2 separate regions of the Homo sapiens genome follow, and region 2 is linked to region 1. Evidence: chromatin loops called from intact Hi-C (ENCODE). Cell type or tissue: adrenal gland. All regions are shown on one strand. Links, peaks and the distances in the headings refer to the core of each region. The heading gives the core; the rest is flanking DNA.

Evidence for each region. A loop is a pair of places that touch in the nucleus more often than their neighbours do. Peaks named below come from ENCODE experiments on the same cell type or tissue, not always from the same donor. Only the 100,000 strongest peaks of a DNase experiment are listed, where the experiment ranks them.
Region 2: it touches region 1 in a loop (2.8-fold over the local background); 24 of 110 quality-filtered maps call a loop at or near these places.

What each region holds. Positions count from the first base shown.
Region 1 is chr7:27,571,789-27,582,922 of GRCh38, forward strand. All of the region lies in intron 4 of HIBADH (3-hydroxyisobutyrate dehydrogenase), which reads right to left. Among named protein-coding and RNA genes, the nearest start is that of TSL, 39 kb to the right of the region's middle. In adrenal gland, for the core only: CTCF peaks have their summits at 4,765 (motif pointing left) and 4,966; no DNase peak of the experiment used is centred there.
Region 2 is chr7:27,229,311-27,240,444 of GRCh38, forward strand. No RefSeq gene overlaps it. Among named protein-coding and RNA genes, the nearest start is that of EVX1, 7.9 kb to the right of the region's middle. In adrenal gland, for the core only: CTCF peaks have their summits at 6,240 (motif pointing right) and 6,439; no DNase peak of the experiment used is centred there; H3K4me3 peaks cover 950 bases; H3K27me3 peaks cover 829 bases.

The sequences.
Region 1 (11,134 bases), core at 976-8,975:
TACCAAATTAAGGTCTTAAATTTAATTATTGGTTGAGTATCTTCCCAATTGGATGAGTAATTTAAATTTGAACTCTATGCCCATAAATTCAGAGCTACTATTGTAAAGATTCAGGAGAAACTAATATACTTTATTTCTCAACCTGTAACCAGCATAGACAGACAGATTTCCTAGTTAGATTCTTTAACTAGCAGGCTTACGATCCATAGAACACCCTTTCTCCCAGAAGTTATGGCCTCTTTGGGCATTTGGCTTTGTTGGGGCCTAAGGGTTGGCTTTCTCACTTTGTGTGAGCATAGGGCCTAGGTTTCCATTACCCCATGATTGTTTTACTCACAAATGTTAACGTCCAGAGCCCCTGTTTTCTGGAATCAGCATTTGCTTCCAGGTCAGCCAGAGCTTCTGGCTTTATTTATTATTCTTATTTCAGATTACTACTCGATTATTTGGTCACTGAAGATCTCCATTCTCTAATGAGAAATGTAAAGTGCATTTAAAAGTACATTTATTGTAATTTATCCAGCCACCGGTATTTTATAGCAGCAGGGTATTTTAATATACCTAGTCTACCATATTGCCAGAAGCAGTAGATGGCTATGTAAAGAAACAAAACAGGTCCTTAAATGTCAAAGTAAAGAGTGATTTCCATTGTATTTTTATGCCAAGATACTTTTAACTGTTTTCTCATAATAAAACAGGTTTCATCTTTACCATTAGCACCTTCATTATTACAGCAGAATGTTGCTTTTATGACATCTATTTTTACAAATGAAATCAAGAAATTTCATCCAACTACATACAGCAGTCAATCATGTTAATGAAGACTTTCCATGAAAGTAATCTACAAGAAACATTAGGTACTTGAAATCTCTAGATCACTTCAATTTTGTGCTTTTGTTTTAAATATCTCATAAAAATATTTATTATCCACGAATCAAGTATTTACTGAATATCTTCTGTATACAAGGAACCCACTCTCAGCTCTTCAGGGTATACAAAAATAATTAATATGCAATTCTTGCTCAAATTAAGAATTTGATTTGGTGAGCCAGACTATTACTGCATTATAAAATTAACTTTAATACACAAAATATTGTCATACAAAAGTTAAAATGTTCAAAATTCCAAGAAGAGAAATATCACATTCATTTGGGGCATAAAACTACAACAGAAGAGTAAAAGAAGCTTCACTAAAAAGATCAGATCAATATGGGCCATGAAAGATGATTAAGATTATATATACTGGTAAGAAACGACTAGGGACAGAGAAAGAAATTCTGTGTAAAGTGATCTGCAAAAGCAAACGCATAAAGGCGAAAAAAGTAGGGAATTTGTGCAGAAAATTGTAAGTAGCTGAATTTAGAACAAACAAAACTCCAGATACACTGACTCTCATTTAATCTTCAAACATGCCATGCCCTTTTCTAATTCTCAACTTTGAATACTATCTCTTCTTGGAATGTCCTCATCCAGCCCCATAATACATGGTAAACATGGATTACTTCTTCAGGAAAGCAACTGCCTAGCAATCAGATCTGGTAAATGTGGATGACCCTAACTACATCATCGTCTTATCATGGAACTTCTTTATATCTCTGTTATGGCAATTACCGATCCATACTGTAACACAGTATCTTTTTCCATGCCCATCTCACTGATTAGACATCGTCTAGACTAGACTAGAGTATGAGCTTCTTGAGAGCAAAGACCATGACTTATTCTAACAAAGTGGCTGATATATGCATTATTCTAAAAACAGGAGTGGAAGAAGTATAGGAAAAAAGGAACGAGAAAAATTCTGTAAATTTCCTTGCATGTATTTAACAAACTTTGACAGGTAGTGCAGAACCAGAATATGTCACTGGCTAAGAGAAAAATGTAGCGGCAGACTCTCTAAGGCTGTGTCCTGTCCCACAGAGTAGCTACTAGCAACATGTGGCTGCTGAGAACTTAAAATATAGCTAGTTCACATTCAGATGTGCTTTAAGTGTAAAACACACATATTTCAAAGACTTAGTATGAAAAAATGTGAAGTATCTGAATAAATTTTATATTGATTACATGTTGAAATTATGTTTTTGATATACTGGGTTAAATAAAATGTATTCCTGAAATTATCCTCACCTGTGTTTCTTATTACTTTTCTAATGTGACTACTAAAAAATTTTAAATTACACATGTGGCTTATATTACATTTCTATTGGACAGTGCTACTTTCAGAATTTGAACCTAAAAGATTAGAAAAACTGAAATTGTAATATACTATAGAGGACCAAGAGCTAGAGCTGGTTTTACTGAAATGAAAAAGTTTGACTCCAAAAATGAGCTTGATTGAAGGAGTCCAATAAATAAAAATGCAGATCCAGAAATCAGAAAAGTCTGTGATGGAAATACAGAGTTAGAAAATCTCTTTAGAAATTAGATAGTTGGAATTTTGGAAAAGCAGGTGAATCCCCAGAGAAAATTTCAGATCCCACAGCTTAGAAAAGGGGAGGAAGAGATAGCAGGTGATTTTTTTTTTCCTCAAAGGATAGGATAGGAGGGGCTGGTATCCCACGAAGAATCTCTGAAATCATTTCCCACAGAAATATGATGCTAATTGTGTTATAATTTAGGGATATTCTCAATATATGTGAGGTTGAAAATAATAGGGACCTAAATATATTAGAAAATATTTTTTCCAAGGAAAGTACATTCCAAACTCCAAACAGGTAACTCTTTACCTTTTTTATTTGTAAACAAACAAGCTTGCAAGTTAGCTTCTGTCATAACTAAGTACATAGATAGGTTCAGACATGCAAAACTTTATTATTGCTGCTCTAATAGAGAAAAAAAGTGGTTATGCACACCTCCCCCTCTAATAATAATGAAATTTACATACTGTACTCAGCCACTGGAACTAATACTTGAAAAGAGCCCCCAAAATATAGTTCAAGTTCAAAATCCATGTATCTTCCACATCTCTTATTTTTACCAAAACACAAGCAATCTGGAGCTGTTATAAGCAAAAGACTGTTTTAACAAAACTCAATTTCTTCAAAATAGAGCTATGTACATACAAAATGAACATACCATTTTAAATTATAAAATACATTTTCCTCTCATTTAGGAGATTTAATAGAGAACTGTTTGTATTCCCAGTGATATTATAAAGCAGGTAATCGAGAAGGGCAAGCTGACTACTATTCTTATGTGTTCAGACAGAGCTCAACTTATTGGACAAAGGCTTATCTTATCTTTTGTAGATGAGAGTTCTAGGATATCCCATGACCTTCCCTAATATTACAAACCTTAGCATTATAAAATTATTTTACTTTTCCCAGAATAAAATTAGAAAGCCAGATACTCTGCCAAATAGGTTTTTTAATTGGAAATTTTAGCACTCTTGATTTATTTGTCAAGAATCTCTGGACTTACAGTGTAGCTGAGAACATAGGTATACAGTAATTACAATGTAGGTGAGACCCTAACCTGTCATGGTGCTTCACAGGGAGGGTGACTTTTACCTAAGGAGAGATCACAGGAGGTGGCATCTACATTGGGACTTGAGTAAATAAGGTAAATATTTAAGAATTAGTGAATAGTCCAGTTTGGTTAGAATTTAAGGCATGTGGAAAGAAGTAGCAGAAAATAAGAATGGAAAAGTAAGTTGGATCCAGAGTGTGGAGAGCCTTGAATGGCAGGCTGAGAAGGAAGACTGGGCTGGACTGGGTGAGCATCAGGAACCAGAGAAAGTTTCTGAACAATTTATCAGAAGTATATCTTGGGCAGACTGAAATCTCAGAACAGTGAGGTGGATATAACTGTATAGCAGTGGCATAGCAGCAGGGATGGTAAAAGCAGCAAGAAGTAGAGGAAGTCCGAGCAATGGTGTGATGTGCCTGCTTTCTAAGAAATAATGCACAGGGCTGTTTTCAAAAAAAGGAAACACATGTGCACATGTTGTTTTTTCCCTAAGATCATGAGGCCTCCTCTTGAGCAACTAGCCTAGCCTGTAAGGAGGAAAACAGTTTTTATCATGTAAGTACGGAAATCTGCTTTTTCCTGAATGGATTCTGGGCTGGACAGCCTGAAGACAGCCATCTGCTCGCAGCAACAGCAGCAGCAGCATGCTTGCTTATATGCATACAATCTTCCTTTGCACTGCTGGTTGGCTCAGCTCAAGTTGCCCACCCTAGGATTACTTTAACATATGCAGTAAAAGTCACATTCTTCTACTCATTGAATCAAGGCTGGAAAGCTTGAGAAGAAACATTCAATCACTGACAAAATAAAGTGGAAAAGGAATCCAAAGGAGGGAAGGAAAGAAATAAGACAGCAGAGAAAGGGATGGGAGCAACGGAAACCAAGAATGAAGCAGGAAGACAAGACATGAGGGAGGAGGAGGAACTGATCATAACCATTACACCTATGTTCACTTAAAAGTAATTGTTATTTAGAGTAAAACTTTATTTCCAAAAACTGTGTGGATGTGGAGGCGGTAACAAGGTTAATTATGTCTCATAATTAGTAATTAAGATTATATAACAAAGCCTTTGGCAATGTTCTATTCTAATGATGGAGGGCCAACATCAGAGAAATATAATAGTGCATTAGCATAACCACATATGCAAAGTACACAAAACCATTTCCAAAGTTAACTTGTCATTGAATGATTAAATATGAATTCATAATTAGAAAAATCCACACTGTAATTTATTGGCTCTCCTGACTGTTCTGGTTCATTAAAAGTTGATTACTAAACAGTGACCTCTAGTGGCCCATAATTTTCCAATGCTATATTGTTTCTCTTAAAGAGTCAGCATAGATTTGAAGAACCTATTTACCCTAAATAAGGCAATTACTTTGAAGATGTTAATATTCCTTTTCATTATAAAGGGAAATATTCCTTTTTCCTATACTTAGCTCCTTAAAGTATATTCTGGCAAATACAAAATGCCAAAAAGCTCTCCTGCTTCTACCCAAGTGTCACACATTCATTAACAAATTATGATCGAGCACCTATTTGTGAAACCGTGGGGCTGGGTGTTTGGGGTATTTTATTAATAATTAGAAACTGACTTCACTAATTCTTTACTATCCAATAAGAAATGAAATCAACATTAATACAATTGTCATGCTACTATCTATTCACTGCCTATACACACGGGACACACTGAAAACATACTTGATTTTAAAATTCAAAGACACCAACAATTTCTGATTCAATGCATACCAAATTACTAAGGTTTATCTTAAAAGGCAATAGATTAACAACTGTAAAAAACAAATCCAGCTCATCTCTTAAATTTTTCTTAAAGAGATTTCTATAACAATGACCTTTCGGAAGAAATTACTTCTACAGCACATTTGTGAACTTTCCAAGCATCATTTCTCTCTTTTTTTTTTTTTTGAGATGGAGTTTCGCTCTTGTTGCCCAGGCTGAAGGGCAGTGGCATGATTTCGGCTCACCACAACCTCCGCCTCCCGGGTTCAAGCAATTCTCCTACCTCATCCTCCCAGGTAGCTGGGATTACAGGCATGCGCCACCACACCTGACTTATTTTTTATTTTTAGTGGAGATGGGGTTTCTCCATGTTGGCCATGCTGGTCTTGAACTCCTGACCTCAGGTGATCTGCCGACCTCGGCCTCCCAAAGTGCTGGGATTACCGGCATGAGCCACTGTGCCTGGCCAAGCATCATTTCTCTCTTAAAATGAATACAAATCTTTTTAAAAGACCCATATCCTTGTAATAATAATTTATGTTAAATTTAAACCCAATTTAAAAATCCATAAATATATTTGTTTTTATTACTTGCAACCCAGGTACACTCATTATGAAAACAAGGTTTCAGAAAGGCTCGCAATATAAAGAGAAGACTTTGGGTGTGTTATTAAAAGGATTATATATCCCTTCATCCCCCCAAATCAGTCAAGATAATCATCCTCGTTCCCTAAAGTAGTGGCAATGCTGTAGCATCCTTTAAGAATGTAGGTAAGCCTCCAAAAAAATTTGAGATGTAAATAAAAGAAACAAATATACTTCCCTGATGTACCATTGCTGCAGAACACATGGGTGTGGAGTGCCAATTGTTTCTGTAATGATTTAATATAGTAGCTGGATAATGAGTTGTACCTTCTGCAACAACTGAATCACCATTTAATGCTATTATCAACAGTTCATGACCCACCAGCAAGAAATGTCAACCTGATTAATCTAAACACTGCTGACCTCAAAAAAAACCTTACTCCTCACAGAATACTGTTATTAGCATCCATTGTTCATTAGAATGAACATATATAAATCAAATCATTAAATAGTTTAGAGAGTTCAGTATGCTAATTTTGCTAAGTGAGAGTTAATAGGGTTCTGAAAATGTGGAGCTGAAGACATTACTTAAGCATGAATATTTGTTAAAACTAAGAGAATCTTTTTTTTGAAGATACATTATTTTATAAGTTCAATATGTCAATGAAAATATTTGTTTTCTTAGTATTGTACATTAGGGTTACAGTAAGATTTCATTTTGGTTCTAAAGTTCAATGTTTAGATTTTTTTTTTTTTTGAGACAGTTTCGCTTTGTTGCGCAAGCTGGAGTGCAGTGGCACGATCTCAGCTCACTGCAACCTCCGCCTCCCAGGTTCAAGCAATTCTCATGCCTCAGACTCCTGATAGCTGAGATTACAGGCGCCCACCACCACACCTGGCTGATTTTTTTTGTATTTTAGTAGAGACAGGGTTTCACCATGTTGCCTAGGCTAGTCTCAAACTCCGGAACTCAGGCAATCCGCCTGTCTCGGCCTCCTGAAGTGCCAGGATTACAGATGTGAGCCACCGCGCCCAGCCAAATTCTTACTTCTTAACATAAATTTCAAAAATAACCAGATTATATTTAGAGCGCATATTGGACACTGATTTTTACTAAAAATAAAACCACATTTTTTTTTGTTGTTACAATAAGCTAGGTCTTCAGTACCCACAAAAGTAGTCAAACTCTGCTTCCTTGCACCTGAGTTGAGAGGTTAGGACTCTAAGAAAAGCAGGTGCAAGCAGGCAGAACAAGTCAAGATTCTCTATAACTGAATACTACACTTCTTAAAAAATAATCAGACTCTATATGGTAACCAGAAAGATTTAACCTAAAATTAACAGTAAGAAAATAATCAGACAAATCAAGAATGAGGAACATTTCATAAAATAACTGGTCTAGACTCCAGAAATGTCAAGATAGATTATTTTTATTTTTAAAGGGAGGGCATGGGAACTGTTTTAGATTAAAGAAAGATGAAGAAACAAAACAACTAAATGTAACATATGAACTTTTATTAGATGCTGGATCAAAGAAAATTAGAAAATCCAGTTATTTGGGGGACAACTGAGAAAATTTGAATATGGGTTATATATTAGATGGCACTGAATCAAAGTCAAATTTCTTGGGTGTGATAGTAGTTTTGGAGTTATGTCCCTATTCTCAGACGATATATACTAAAAGTATTTAAGGCTGAATGGTTCCACCAAAAACAAAAATTATGTGGCACGGGGCTGAAGGGGGCAAGAGAGAACACATAAATTGAAATTTAAAATATAACAAATAATTACATAGCAGAGCACTGATACCACACATAAAGAGAATCTCTATACACCCATTATTTAGAAATGTTTCATGAATTCTATTTTTACTGTGTCTTCCAAAAGGGCAGAAAGTGAAGGAGGAAAAACTTTGGTCCCAAATACCAATGAAGGTAGTTATCTTTTGATTTACAAAAACAGATATTTTATTGAAACATCTGAGTCAAATTTCTATAAACTGAATACTTAACCATTACTTCGTATTATTACATTGCTGAGTTACTCTGTATCTCCACTTTAACAAGCAGGTTTACTTATGTGCTTTCTGTCTCTAGTGGCTCTGAGTTTGCCCTGGCAATAGCTTTCCAAGTAAATGACTAACCACATTAATGGTGTTTGTTCTGGGGTATCCACCACAACATTACGTTTAGAAATGACCTAGCTGAGTTCTATTTTAGGGTTGTCCTACAAATAAAAACACAGCCACCAAAAAAGCAGCGAGGTATCTTTACCATAATACCATTTGACTCACATTAGTAAGAACTGCAGGATTCATGGACTGGTTCTATAACCTACTGCCATGCTACTAAGTTATAGCCCAAGAAAATCCATAGTACTTGCTCCCATACAAAAACCGCACTGCATGTATTTCAAAATACATGAGAGTCTGTTTGAACAGCCACACTTCTACAAATTAGGATTAAGGGAAAAGAGATATAGAACTAAATTAAAATACATGTGGCTGTTTTCTACGATTTTTCATGAAACACAGGTGTCAAGGAAACAAACATGTTTCCCCTGATTTTAATGAAAGAAATGCAATCAATTATATTGAGACTATACTAGGCATTTCTCAATACAAGAATCATGCCCAGATTCACTTCAGTGAGAAAAAGTGATGGAGCAGGCAGTTGAACTCAGGTCTTCCAAGTAGCAGTAATGAGTAAAATGAACAGTTCTGGATTTGTACAGATCTATTCACTTGTGAAACTGCCACCAGAGAAATTCATTTGAAAAGCAAAGCTTAACCACTTAGAAATCAGAAAAATCTCAGTTCCCAATAACAACAACAACAACAAAAATCCAGATAACTAGGACTGTGTGCATAAAAATGCTAGGAAAAGTTTTCAGGTGAGGATAGTTACAGTAAATCAGCAGAAAACTCTTTAAATGAACATTGTAAGATGAACAGTTTAGCTCCAATTTGATCATAAAACACAAGGAAAGATTATTTATTAAGCTCTTCAGAGCTTGTACTGCAATTTATATCTTTTTTACCAGAAAGATTCATTTGTTCATTTATCCATTCACTCATCTATCCATTAAACACAAGACTGAGTGCCTACTATTGGATTATGTATTGTTACAGGCATTGAGAATACAGCAATGAGCAAGAGAACAAATCTTTGGTCTGTGGAGTTTACATTCTAGCAGAGTGGTTCTCAATCTCAACTACCTATTAAGGAACAACTCCTAGAAATTGATTTAATGGGGAAGAAGGTAAGAGAGGTGGAGATCAAAGCAGAAGTAGAAAGGCTGACTTCAGAGACCACTGCTGCTTGGCCAATTCTAACAGGAGGATAGGCAGAGTACATGCATACAAATGCATGCAGGTTAAGGGGTAGGCGATCATGTGGAAGTTCTTTCACGACTGTGTCTATTCTCAGTGAAAGTAAAAAGGAAAGGTCATCAGCTGACACTGCGTGAGGATACCAGAGGCATAGAGACAAGAGAAGGTGTGAAATAATTGTTTAGGTGATGGAAAAGAATGAATGGACTAAGGAAATGAAGGGGAACTGTCAAGCAGCCCTAAGGGCCAACTTGGGATTAGTGATCATTAATTTAAAATTCAAGCCAGACCAACATGGTCATCCATTTACTCCAACCATGTTCAGCTACTCAAGGGCCAATGCAGAGCAAATGAACAGTTGGATTTGACCAGGGGTGGGGTCAAATTCAATAGAGGAAGGAAGAACGAGGAAGCTGAGGATGTGTAATCATGTACGGTGGAATATAAACCAGTAGGGAAGGAAGCTAGGACATGAAGAGGGTAGAGATAAAGAAGCAGGTGTTTAATTATTCTGCTTCAGTTTTATCTACAACAGGTACTGCCATCAACTATAATTGCTTATCTTCCTAAAATTTGAAATTCCCTTCCTTTAGAATTATTCAATTCCTTTTACGGAAGGATGGAAGGTAGATTTCCTTTTCTCCTCCAAATTTATTAAGGTTTAATTGATAAAAATTTTATAGATTTATGATATACAACATATTTCGATAAATGTATACATTGTGCAATGATTAAATCAAGCTAATTAACATATCCATCACCTTATATACTTATCGCTTTTTCTAGATTACTTTTGCTCAGGAGTGGCCAAACTTAGTTTCTTTCAAAGTTCAGAAGACTCTGTGGATCCTTCAGCACTTAAAGACCACCATACAGAATATCATTTTTCCATTCTCATTTTAAAAAAATGAGATTCTATTACAAAAAGGAATCTACAAAAAAAAAACCCAATTCAAATGGATTTAGCTTCTTGTGTTTTCTTTGATAAACACAGATCCTCTAGAAAAAAAATATAGTACTTGATTTTAGTCCCCAACTTCATTTAAAGTGACGCATACTTATTTGAAAGAAGATAAAATAAGAGATGCTTGTTTTCTCTCTTTGGATGTAATTATTAGCATTTGAAATCAGAGGCCAAAAAGACTTCATGCTTTGACTTAGGATTAACAGTCTCTTTTGAACAGAACTATCACTTGTCTATTCAACTTAGTAAAGTAATTGCTTCTTTATTCTCCTTGAAATGTTGTTGTATGCTTTACAAGTACACAATCCCTTCCCTTCAACTCTTATACAATAAGCTCTGAAATGCAAAAGAGTTTTTCTTCACTCATTTGGCAGCAAAACTTTACCTGAACTGATTTAAGGCTATAGTCTTCATTTCTTCTGCTTAGTGTGAATATTCATATATTTCATTGCAGAAATTGTTGGTGTTTTGATTACAGGGGGCTGCCCTGGTCTCTGCTGGGGATGTTACATAGCATATGGTAAATATACATATTACCTTGCTATAATTCTAAAACAAAACTCACATGACTCCAAGAGTTTCAAGTAAGGGATTGTGGGACTATGGGAATTTTTTTCTTTTCCTATTTTATGAACAGGAACCTAATTTCTGGCTTAGTCGTAGAATTATTGTAATAGTTCACTCCCACTTACTAAATAATTATGATATACCAGGCACTGGGTTTTACATATTTACATTATTCTAATTGAATGCTGTGGAATGAATCTTTATGGCCTAGAGATCTAAGTGTATGGGACTTTATCCAGGCTTCTCCCCACCTCAAAATCAATCTGGTTTCCCAGAGTAAGAAGCTGGGCGAGCTGCTCTTTGTGTCCGTATGGTGGTTTTTCATTTCTCTTTGGTTGGAGATTATTATATGGATAAAAAGCACAAACCTTACAGTCAGCCAGGCTCATGTCTGAATTAGCTCTACCTCTACAAATGAGTAGGACAAATTCTTTAACCTCTTTATGAGACCATTTCCACATCAGTAAAATGGGGATAACAAC
Region 2 (11,134 bases), core at 1,373-9,372, 340 kb before region 1:
GTTTTGCTCTGTAGTTATTTATTTCTGGGCATATGTTAACCACCACATAGGGAGAGGGGGGCAAACATGTGATGTGATTCCCTGAGCACCATTCACCCTCACTTCTCATCCACAGCTGCTTTTCACTCAGAAGAGTGGAATGTTGAGAAAAAGAATCACAGACATAGTAGAGAGTGAAGTAGGGGGACCGTCAAGGTGAGAGAGAAGCAGTAACTTGCATTTGCGGAGTACCCATTGTAGGCCAGACACTGTGCAAGGCCCTTTCCATTAGAACGGCTCTGAAAGGTAGGCCTTGTATTATTTTAGATCTGACATCCTGCAGCTTTGGTCTGCCCAAGGTCACTGGTGAGTAAGCTCCAGAGCTGAGGTTCAAGCTCAGGACTGTCTGGCTTCCAAGTCCAGGTTCTTGACATGTCATCAACTACCTCTGAAGTACCAGAAATCTTGGCTGGGCAAGTTTGAGAGCACTGCTCCACCGTTGATTCTGTTCTCCTAGCTGTTACAGACCAGTTTCCATCTTCCCAAATTTCCCTGGGATCTGTCTGTCTTCCTGCTGGACTCAAAATCCAGGCCTCATTCCACCACACACCAGCTTTTTGCTGCTCCTCTCCTGCTGGGTCAGAAGATCTCACAATATATATTCATAGAGAAAGTGGATTCATGGCTATTGGAAGTAAGATTTGGTGTTTACAAGCATGGGTTTTTCCTTGACTCTCCCACTTACTATCTGTGTGAGCTCAGGCAAGTTGTTTAAGTTCTTTAGGCTTCAGTTTCCTCATTTGTAAAGTGGGGAGACCCATACCTCCCTCTGAGGGTTGTTATAAGACTTAGAGCCAGAGCACATGGGATTTTTCTTTTTCCATTGCCTGTACTGGGAAAAGGTGAGGGTTATGAGGGAAGGACAGTTCTAATAAAAGGAAAATTGGCCAATTTTTGGAGTGAATCTGGCTTTTCAGTTGTTAAAGGTCCATATCTAAGAGAAAATCATCACCTGACTGTTGCCACTTGTAAAAGTGATACCACCCTTTCCTCAGGGCTCAAGACCAGGACAGAGTTAAATCCTGGATCTGGGTTCAAGAGATCTTCCCACCTCAACCTCTTGAGTAGCTAGGACTATAGGTGTGCACCACCATGCCTGGCTAATTGTTTTTAATGTTTTGTAGAAACAGGATCTTGCTATTTTGTCCATGCTGGTTTTGAACTCCTGTCCTCAAGCAATCCTCCTGCTTTGGTCTTCCAAAAATGCCGGGATTATAGGCGTGAGTCACTGTGTCCAGCCTCATGCCTATTTTTGAAACAAGGACCTATCTTTCATCTTTGATTCCTTCCTTCCTTCCTTCCTTCCTTCCTTCCTTCCTTCCTTCCTTCCTTCCTTCCTTCCTCCCTCCCTCCCTCCCTTTCTTCCTTCCTTTCTTTTCTTTCAAGTTTTGCTCTTGTTGCCCAGGCTAGAGTGCAGTGGCACAATCTCGGCTCACTATAACTTCCGCCTCCTGGATTCAAACAATTCTCCTGCCTCAGCCTCCCGAGTAGCTGGGATTACAGGCACCAACCACCACACCTCGCTAATTTTTTGTATTTGTGGTAGAGATGAGGTTTCACCATGTTGGCCAGTCTGGTCTCGAACCCCTGACCTCAGGTGATCCACCTGCCTTGGCTTCCCAAAGTGCTGGCATTACAGGCGTGAGCCACTGCACCCGGCCTGAATTATTTCTAAGAATAGTAAGGTAAACTCCAGAATAATTAGGAAAACGAAGTTACTATATTGCCAATAATGGAAGTTATGAAACAACTTTAAGTCCATTATAATAAAAATATACATTAACAATACATTGGTCAGGCATGGTGGCTCACACCTGTAGTCCTAGCACTTTGAAAGGCTGAGGCGGGTGGATCACCTGAGGTCAGGAGTTCAAGACCAGCCTGGTCAACATGGTGAAACCCTGTCTCTACCAAAAATACAAAAATTTAGGCCAGGCGCGGTGGCTCACGCCTGTAATCCCAGCAATTTGGGAGGCCGAGGGGGGTGGATCACGAGGTCAGGAGTTCAAGACCAGCCTGGCCAAGATGGTGAAACCCCATCTCTACTAAAAATACAAAAATTAGTGCTGGGCACAATGGCTCACACCTGTAATCCCAGCACTTTGGGAGACCAAGGCAGGTGGATCACCTGAGGTCAGGAGTTCGAGACCAGCCTGATCAACATGGAGAAACCCCATCTCTACTAAAAATACAAAAAAAAAAAAAATTAGCTGGTCATGGTGGTGCATCCCTGTAATCCCAGCTACTTGGGAGGCTGAGGCAGGAAAATCACTTGAACCTGGGAGGCGGAGGTTGCGGTGAGCTGAGATTGCACCATTGCACTCCAGCCTGGGCAATAAGAGTGAAACTCTGTCTCTAAAAAAAAAAATAAAATAAATACAAAAATTAGCCAGGCATGGTGGCAGGCGCCTGTAATCCCAGCTACTGGGGAGGCTGAGGCAGGGAATTGCTTGAACCCGGGAGGCGGAGTTTGCAGTGAGCCGAGATTGTGCCACTGCACTCCAGCCTGGGTGACAGAGCAAGACTCTGTCTCAAAAAAAAAAAAAAATTAGCCAGGTGCGGTGGTGCGTGCCTGTAGTCCCAGCTACTCGGGAGGCTGAGGCAGGAGAATCACTTGAACCCAGGAGGCGGAGATTGCAGTGAGCCAAGATTATGCCATTGCACTCCAGCCTGGGTGACAGAGCAAGACACCATCTCAAAACAAAAACAAAAACAAAAACGTTACGCCATGTGTAATTAAAAGTGTTGGTAGCATTTCACAACCATCTGCCTTTTGTTTGTGCATCTATCAGTATTTCCAGGCCTCAAGGATGAGGCAGGGACTAAGAATAATTTATTCATTCTGTAGAATTCTTTACAAAATTCATACTCTTGCTCCATGAAGAGTCTGAGACTGATTCTTGTCATGGCTCTGTGAACTTGGCCAAGTCCTCTGAACTCTCTGAATCTTGGCTTCCTCAACTGGAAACTGAAAAGAACAATTCTGGCCCCTCCAACTTTATTAGGAACCTGGAGAGGAGCTAATAAAATGCTGGACATGGCCGGGCATGGTGACTCACGCCTGTAATCCCAGCACTTGGGTAGGATGAGGCAGGCAGATCACAAGGTCAGGAGTTCAAGACCAGCCTGGCCAACATGGTGAAACCCCATCTCTACTAAAATACACAAATTAATAGGCCAGGTGCGGTGGCTCACGCTTGTAATCCCAGCACTTTGGGAGGCCGAGGCACGTGGATCACCTGAGGTCAGGAGTTCAAGACCAGCCTGACCAACATGGAGAAACCCCGTGTCTACTAAAAAAAATACAAAAAATTAGCCGGGTGTAGTGGCGCATGCCTGTAATCCTAGCTACTTGGGAGGCTGAGGCAGGAGAATCTCTTGAAGCCGGGAGGCGGAGGTTGCAATGAGCTGAGATCGTGCCATTGCACTCCAGCCTGGGCAACAAGAACAAAACTCTGTCTCAAAAAATAAATAAATAAATAATAAAAAATAAAAATACAAAAATTAGCCAGGGGTGGTGGTGCACACCTGTAGTCCCAGCTACTTGGGAGGCTGAGGCAGGAGAATTGCTTAAAGATGGGAGGTGGAGGTTGCAGTGAGCCAAAATCATGCCATTGCACTCCAGCCTGGTGACAGAGCGAGACTCTGTCTCAAACAAAACAAAACAAAACAAACAAACAAGAAAACTGCTGGACACAGAAGTCCACCTGAGCAGCCTAAAGTAATAGATGGAAGTTAAGGATTAATATGATGATCTGTGAATATGTGTCTGAAGTGGAAATGAAAGAAAAATAAGAAACAGAGACAACGTAGTCAAAAGGAGTAACGGTGTTCCCTGATTTGCCATGTATTAGCTGAGTGATCCTAATCTCTCTGGGTCTCAGCTTCCTCATCTGTAAAGTGGGGATTATAATAATAGCTGCTCTTTCCATTTGATAAGACTATTGTATCAAATGGGTCAGTGAGTGTGAAAATGTTACTTGGAAGAGACCATCTAACTGTTAATTATTATTAATACTGATAGTAGTTCTCCTAGAAGAAGTTCCAGTGTTCTTCCAGGGCTTCAACTAGTTTGGTCACCTTTGGAAATGAAATCTATCTTTTGAGATCACACGGTAGTCACAGGCAGGGACTGAGCCTAATGAGTAGGAGCCTGGCTCCTGGCATGACACTGCTAGGATTCAAATTTCATCTCTGCCACTAATAGGCTATGTGATCCTGAGCAAGCATTTAACCCTTCTTTGACTTAGCTTCTCCATCCATAGAATGGGGATGATAATTATGTAGTCTCTTACCTGCTGGAGTTGTAAGAATTAAGTGCCATAATACATGTGTGCTATCCAGTACACAGAAGATATTTGTAGGTATCTTTATTCTTGGATATAGGGTATTACTCTCGGGTATTCTTGGTGGCACCTTGGCCCCATACTGCCTAATTTACAACATTTGCTGTAACTTTAACTTATCAAATAGCATCCCAGAGTAAGCCTGATACTAGAAAAATATGACTGAATGAAAAAGCATCTATATCTACAGCTACATGGCTGAGGCCCTTTTGGCTCCTACTAAAACCATTTGCTTTCTTTTTGAGACAGACTCTAGCTCTGTCACCCAGGCTGGAGTGCAGTGGCATGATCTTGGCTGCAACCTCCACCTCCCTGATTGAAGCAATTCTCCCCGCCTCAGCCTCCCGAGTAGCTGGGATTACAGGTGCCCACTACCATGCCTGCCTAATTTTTGCATTTTTAATAGAGACAGGGTTTCACCATGTTGGCCAGGCTGGTCTTGAATGCCTGAGCTCAGGTGATCTGCCCGCCTCGGCCTCCCAAAGTGCTGGGATTACCGCCGTGAGCCACCATGCCTGGCCTTCTCCATTTTAGAGCCAGCAAGCCAATCATATTTCAAGGCCTCTGGTCCCCTTTTGTGAAAGAAATCTCTAGGTAGGGCAAGTTTTCCACCCTCCTCCAGCTCCTGCAGTTCCAGAGCAGTTTCTAACCTGCTGTCACAGAGTGAGGATTTCCATGTCCTTAGGCAGTGGATGAATGAGAGGGTGAGTGAGAAGCTAAGTTAGATAATGGCATCATTAGGTAATAAGTTAGTGCACAAAGATCTACATGGAGGTGATAAGGTGGAAGGAGCAGGGGGTAACAGATGCATAAATCTGTACTAGGGATTTTTTTTTTTTTTAAAGATACACTTTCAAAAAGCCATTCCAGGCTGGGTGCAGGGGCTCATGCCTGTAATCACAGCACTTGGGAGGCCAAGGTGGGAGGAATGCTTGAGCCCAGGAGTTCGAGACCAGCCTGGACAATACAGTGAGACCCCCATCTCAAACAAATAACATAAAAAAAAAAATAAAGCCATTCCAGGCAGAATGGAGAATCACAGAAACTTATCAAGTCGAATAATGAAATTCGTAGGGCTGCAGTTCTTAAACTTGAGTGTGCATTAGAATCACTTGAAGGGCTTGTTAAAACATTGCTGGGCCCACCCCCAAAATTTCTGATTCAATAGGTCCAGAGTGGGGCCTCAGGAATTGCATTTCTAGTTAGTTCCCAGGTGACGTGGGGACCACAATCACTGTCATAGGGAATCTGAGAAGAGTTGCTGTAAGGCTGTCTTATTAGAAATGGTCCTCAGACGTAAGTGAGGCCCAAGAAAGAGTCCAAGGAGCTACAGAGATAGGAGAGTCCAGGGGCTTCCCACAGCCTGGACTTCCTGAGCCACAACAAATGGGGCCTACTAGTGTGTTGGTGGCATGATTGAACATATAGGCTGACCAGGCACTCTCACCCATGAGACTCTCCTTATCCAGACCTTGGCTGATATGTGGTGGCGGGGGGAGTTTGGGGGAAAGTGTTCAGCGTTTCCTCTCAAACGACAGGGCGGGGTGGGGTGGGGTTGGGAGGAAGGAGCTCGCAGGAGAACTGCTTGATACTTCCCGCCCCACCGCGGTTAATCACTGTCTAGAGAAGCCGAGGTTAAGTGGCTCTGACCTATCACCCATCCCGCTTAGGGTCCAGCTCAGAGAGCGGGCGCATAGGGCCTGGTGGAACAGGCTGCCCTCTGGGGATGGGGGATTGGGGCCGCTGCTCCGGGCAGAGCCGCGGGATCCGAGCCAGCAAGGATGCTGGGACTCGCCGCGACTTCCGCCTCTGGCGATCGGCAGTGGGGGGCGCACCAAGACAGCAGTTCGGGAGCTGCGCTTTGTCACCGAGGCGGCGAGGGGCGGAGGGCGCAGAAAGGGGCCGCGGAGAAAGGACAAGGCGGCCGACCAGCTCCCAGGATGGAAAGGGACCCTCAAGGGGCTCCAGGCAGCACCTGGGGCAAGGGGAGGGACTGATACTCCCGGCCGGAGCCCAACCTGTGGCGCGTGCTTCAGTCCTGAGCCAGCGGCTCCCTGGCTTCTGGGCTGGCATCCGTCCTACCCTCCTCCCGCTGCAACACGCCCCTGATAGCCGCTCCCCCACCCTCTGAAACTCACCCGCACAGACTCACCGCCAGGCTTCTGGGCTGGGATCGCGCAGTCCCTCCACGTCGCGGCGCCCTGAGGCCCCTCCCGGTGAGCCACCCGGCCTTCGTGCCTTGCTCCCCGGATACCAACCTCACCTGGCTCCCGCGCGTCGCTCACCGCCCGCGGGGACAGCGGCCGCATCCGCCCAACCCACTTGGGAAGGGGGATCCCTATCTGGGTCTTTCAATCATACCCAAGGCATCGCAGTTTTCTGTCTGGGTGTTAGGGAAAGCAGTCCATGGTCCTGGGGCACGGCGTTAATGTCAGAGGAGAATCTGGCCCTTGGAGTCTGGACAACTTGCGTTAAAATCCTGGCTTGGCCTCTTCCCCACTGTGTAACTCTGAGCAAATTCCTCAACCTCTCGGGGAGTCCGTTTTCCCGCTGCACGACGGGAGGGACTGTGCCTCGTCGGACGCTCAGAAGCTCAGTAGGAGGGGAGTGGGGACTAGTCTGGGCCAGGAGGGGTCTCTAGGCAAGTCAGTCCCCAGAACTCCGCATAGAGAGAGTTTTCCATTTCACGGGAGGGAGAGGCTAAGCCAGCCCAACCAGCTGGACTTCCTTGCCTGGGGTGGGGAAAGGGGGCGTCGGGGCAGTTCTCTCATCCCACACCTGGTAAACCGACTCCTCTACTCCTTATTAGGCGCCACCGAGTCTTCCGTCTTCCGGGCCCAGGAGAGGGGAAGGGGCTTTGGCCTCCTCAGCTTGGGAACTGAGAGAGACACAGGGTCAGAGAGCACACAGAGACAGAGAGACACCCGCACCCTGGAGGAAGAATTTTGGGACCATCGAGTTGTCCTCTACTACTCCACAGCCCGAAATGATGCCTCCACCCAGATTTGTGGTCCTGCATTGCCCTTGTTGGGTGGCCCTGACAGGCGCTGCAGTGGGCAGGTTCCCTCTTACAGTGCAGGGGTGGAAGAGGGTGGAGATGGTGCCCCATGGCAGGGGACTGGGAGTAGGGGGAGCAAGGTGGTCAGGTTTGTCTGGCCCTTGGATAGCCCAGTGCTTGGAAAGGATTTGTGCCTGGACAAAATCTATTAAAAACAAACAAAAGATCCTGAAAACATATCCTCCCCTGACCCCACTCCAATCTCTTCTCAATAATGTAAATGAAGCAATGTTGTAATACAGTGATAATAACAGGACAGTTCCCTGGACTCTGGGTTTCCTTTATCCCAAAGGAAGGTCAGCCCAAGCCGAGTCCTGTCTTTTACAGGAGAAACCCCAGCGGGGTGATTCTCTCCCTGATGCAGGTCCAGAGCCTAGAGGTTTGGATGGAGGCACATGCAGAACATAAAGGATGTCCCCAGCCAGGTTGCAGGTGTGACCAGGCCTGGCCAGACTCTTGGGTTTTGCCCCTTGGACCAATCAATCCTGGAGGTCAATTTGAAGGGGGTAGCAGCCATGTAAGGGAAAATACCCTGGTAAAGGGTACTCTATGAAATGGCTCAGGGAATTGTGCCTGGAGTATGGTGGCTCCAAGGGTGTGGGGGATCTGGGAACTGAAGGCCAACTTCTCTGCCTCTGCATTTTCGTGGGAAGAGGGCTGATGGCTATGTGAAGGGGCCATACCTAAGAGGTTAAAACTGCCTGGGTGACCTTGGTGAGTCCTGCTCCTTTCCAGAAATGTTCTCAGGGCCTCAGTGGATTGCAATGGTCAGAGAGGGACTGGGCTTTGTCTCTTAGGGTCTCCAGGATCAGCAGCTGCACTGATATTTCTGACATTCTGGCCTCAGGCCCTGAGACCCTTCCCACATGCTTCGGCAGAGCAGTTCTCCTACCCTACATTCCTGAGGGTGGCTCTCCCAACCCCCTCCATGAGTTAATCTAGAAATGAGGTAGAGAAGAGGCCTTGGTCACAAAAAATCACAAGATAAATTTTTGGAAGAGAAGTCTCAGAAGGCAATGCTTAGCACCTTCCTAATTCTCAAATTGTGAAAGTGGCCTTTGAGCTGGAGGGAGGGGTTGAATCCTGATGCTCATTTACACATCAGCTTTCTGTCTGTGCTTTGGGTTTCTCAGCCACAAAATAGAGATGATTCATGCTGTCTTCCTCAGAGCCTGTTGTGAGGCTGGAGAGCTAATACATGTGAAACGCTTAGAGCAGTGACTGCTCTTATCATGTGGGAACTCCAGACTTCTAAGAGGGATTTCTCTTTGCCCTCCTGGAAAAGTATGTGTGGTGTGGGTGAGGGATGGGGGTGGCAGGGTGAGGACTAGTCCATCCAGCTGTGTGGGCCCTGAGCCTTCCAGCCATGCAGGTGCTTCTAAGGGCAGGAGGGACACTCTCTGAGAGGCCCACAGACCTGCCTAAACCCCAGTAAAGGCTGAGGCTTTGTGGAGGGTTGCCTTATGGAGAGTTAAAGCATTGCTGGGGGTTGAGGCATCCCTGAAGGCCAGGGAGGGACATGGCCTTGGAAGGGAGACTGAGCTTGGTTTGACACTCAGCCCTGACCTAGCTATCTGAGTCAAGACCACTAGTCATTCTACAACTGTAGGAAAAAATGCACTGTGGACTCTTGAGGCCTTTTAAAGGACTGTTAAATTAAATGAGATTGTTAGATTAAATGAGAAATGGGTGTTGATGTTCTTTGTAATAAAAGCAAACTTCAGGACAATAATGAAGAAGAAGAATCCATAGCATCTCTGCTAGGGTTGAGGAGGGAGATGTCTGAGCCTTTGGGTGCTTGGGTGTTGGAGAATTGCTCTTGGACACAAACTGCACTGGGCCCTTCCAGTCAGTGGCTGAGGTGGCAGCAAACCTTGAGCTTGGGGAGGTCTTCAGCTGCCAGTCTCACCCTGGGTCCTCCAGCCCTAGGATGGGCCAGTGGTGGGAATGGGGATGTGGACCAGACATCCTTAGCACAGGGCCAGGAAGCTACCAGGCTGGCCTTAAGGAGCCCAGGCAGACAGGTGTACAGGCAGGAGTGCAGCAGGGTCAGCTGCCTCCCAGGACCTGGCCCTCCATTCCAGGAGGGTGGAGAGGAGGGGGCACTCTTCAAAATCAGAGTTCCAGAAGCCGCAGTTTCCCCCTGTCTGAAGGAGAAAGTGTTCCACGGTGCCTGCCACAGTTACACAGCTGCCACCGACTTTCTCAGCAGATTCCACTGCAGTGCAAGGAGGTGACAGGAGTGGTCAACCCTCATCTACCTGCAAGTGTGAGATCCACTCGACCTTATTCCCCAGGGGTGCACCCAGCAGTGGCACTAGGTTCCCAAAAGGGCATCAGCAGCTGCCAAGGCAGAAGGGGGAAGCGGGTCCCAGAACCACCCACCTCCGGCTGTCCCCACCGCGAGGACCCAGCAGTCTGGCGCCCCCACCACGGCCTGGAAGATGACGGAGGGCCCAAGACTAATATTCACGACAGCCAGACCACGCTTATTGTTTAGAAGGAAGCTCCCTTTGTTCTTACTTTTTAACCAAAGAGAAGCGAAAACATTTTTTTCCTGATCACATTTTCACCGACACCTGAGCCGACAAGCCAGCTCCTGGCCCCCGGCTCAGGACTCCTCGCTCTCTCCCTTCTCGGGGCCCTGTCGCCGTTGAAAGGCCCGCTGCAGGCTGGGGAGGGTGATCGGGGCCGCGGGCCATCTCCCCCGAGCCGGGCGGGCAGACTGCGGAGGCAGGCCCCACACGCGCCGCTTTTCCGAGCCCGGTTTTCTTCAGGAGCGAAGCTGTTCCAGCTGACCCGCGCGTCTGGGGGCCTATGCCCGGCTTCCGATTCCATTTAAAACGACCCGCGCATCTTATCTCCGTCGCCTCCCCGGGGTTCCCACCCACCCCCCTCCGGCCCGGGCCAGGCCAGCCCAGCCCCGGCGGAAGCCAAGCTGGGAGCTTTTGAAGTCCGGAGAATTTCAATCCGAGAGGAGCCGGCTGGACCGGAGCCCGTCGCCCCAGCGGGGGAAGGGACGGGGGGCCTGCCGTGTGGCAGGTGGGGGATGGGTGTCCCCCGCCGCGAGAAATGAGAAGCCGCCGGGCCTGGAGCGGCCTCCACCTCAGCTGCTATCACCCCCTCTCCGCTGTCATGGGATTGCCCAGGCTTAATGGGGTTGTGCAGGGCTTCACTTGCTCTCGGAATTTACCTTCCTTCTCGAGCCGTGCCGCGAATAACCTTCACGACACAGTGATAACGATGTTATTAAATACTCCCCCCACATTCACCGCCCAAAAAACCAAAACAGTGTTCTTATCCAGTCCTCTCTTTTTTTGTCTTCTTTCCTTTAAAAACCCAACCGCTCTTAATGTGAGGTTGATGAAAGGATGCTTTTGGAAGAAGTGACATTTGGTTAAAACGTTTTCCCCCTAATGCGCCGGTGGAAAGGGGCGGGGGTGGGTGTGGTTCCCTAGGCTCCTAAGACTGGCCAGTCAGCTTTGAAAGAGCGGGGCAGAAGTCGGGAGAGGGCTGGGGAAGGCTTTGGGCTGAGGGGATGTGTCCCTGAAGCTTCAGATCTGGAGCCCAAGGGAGGCAACCTCCCTCTGAAAAGCCGGTCCTCAGCTCCATCCAGCCCTCTCCGCGGGATGTAAGCCCTGCTCCGTAGGGCCCGACCCAGGAAGCAGACTAAGTGGCACTCCTTGATCTC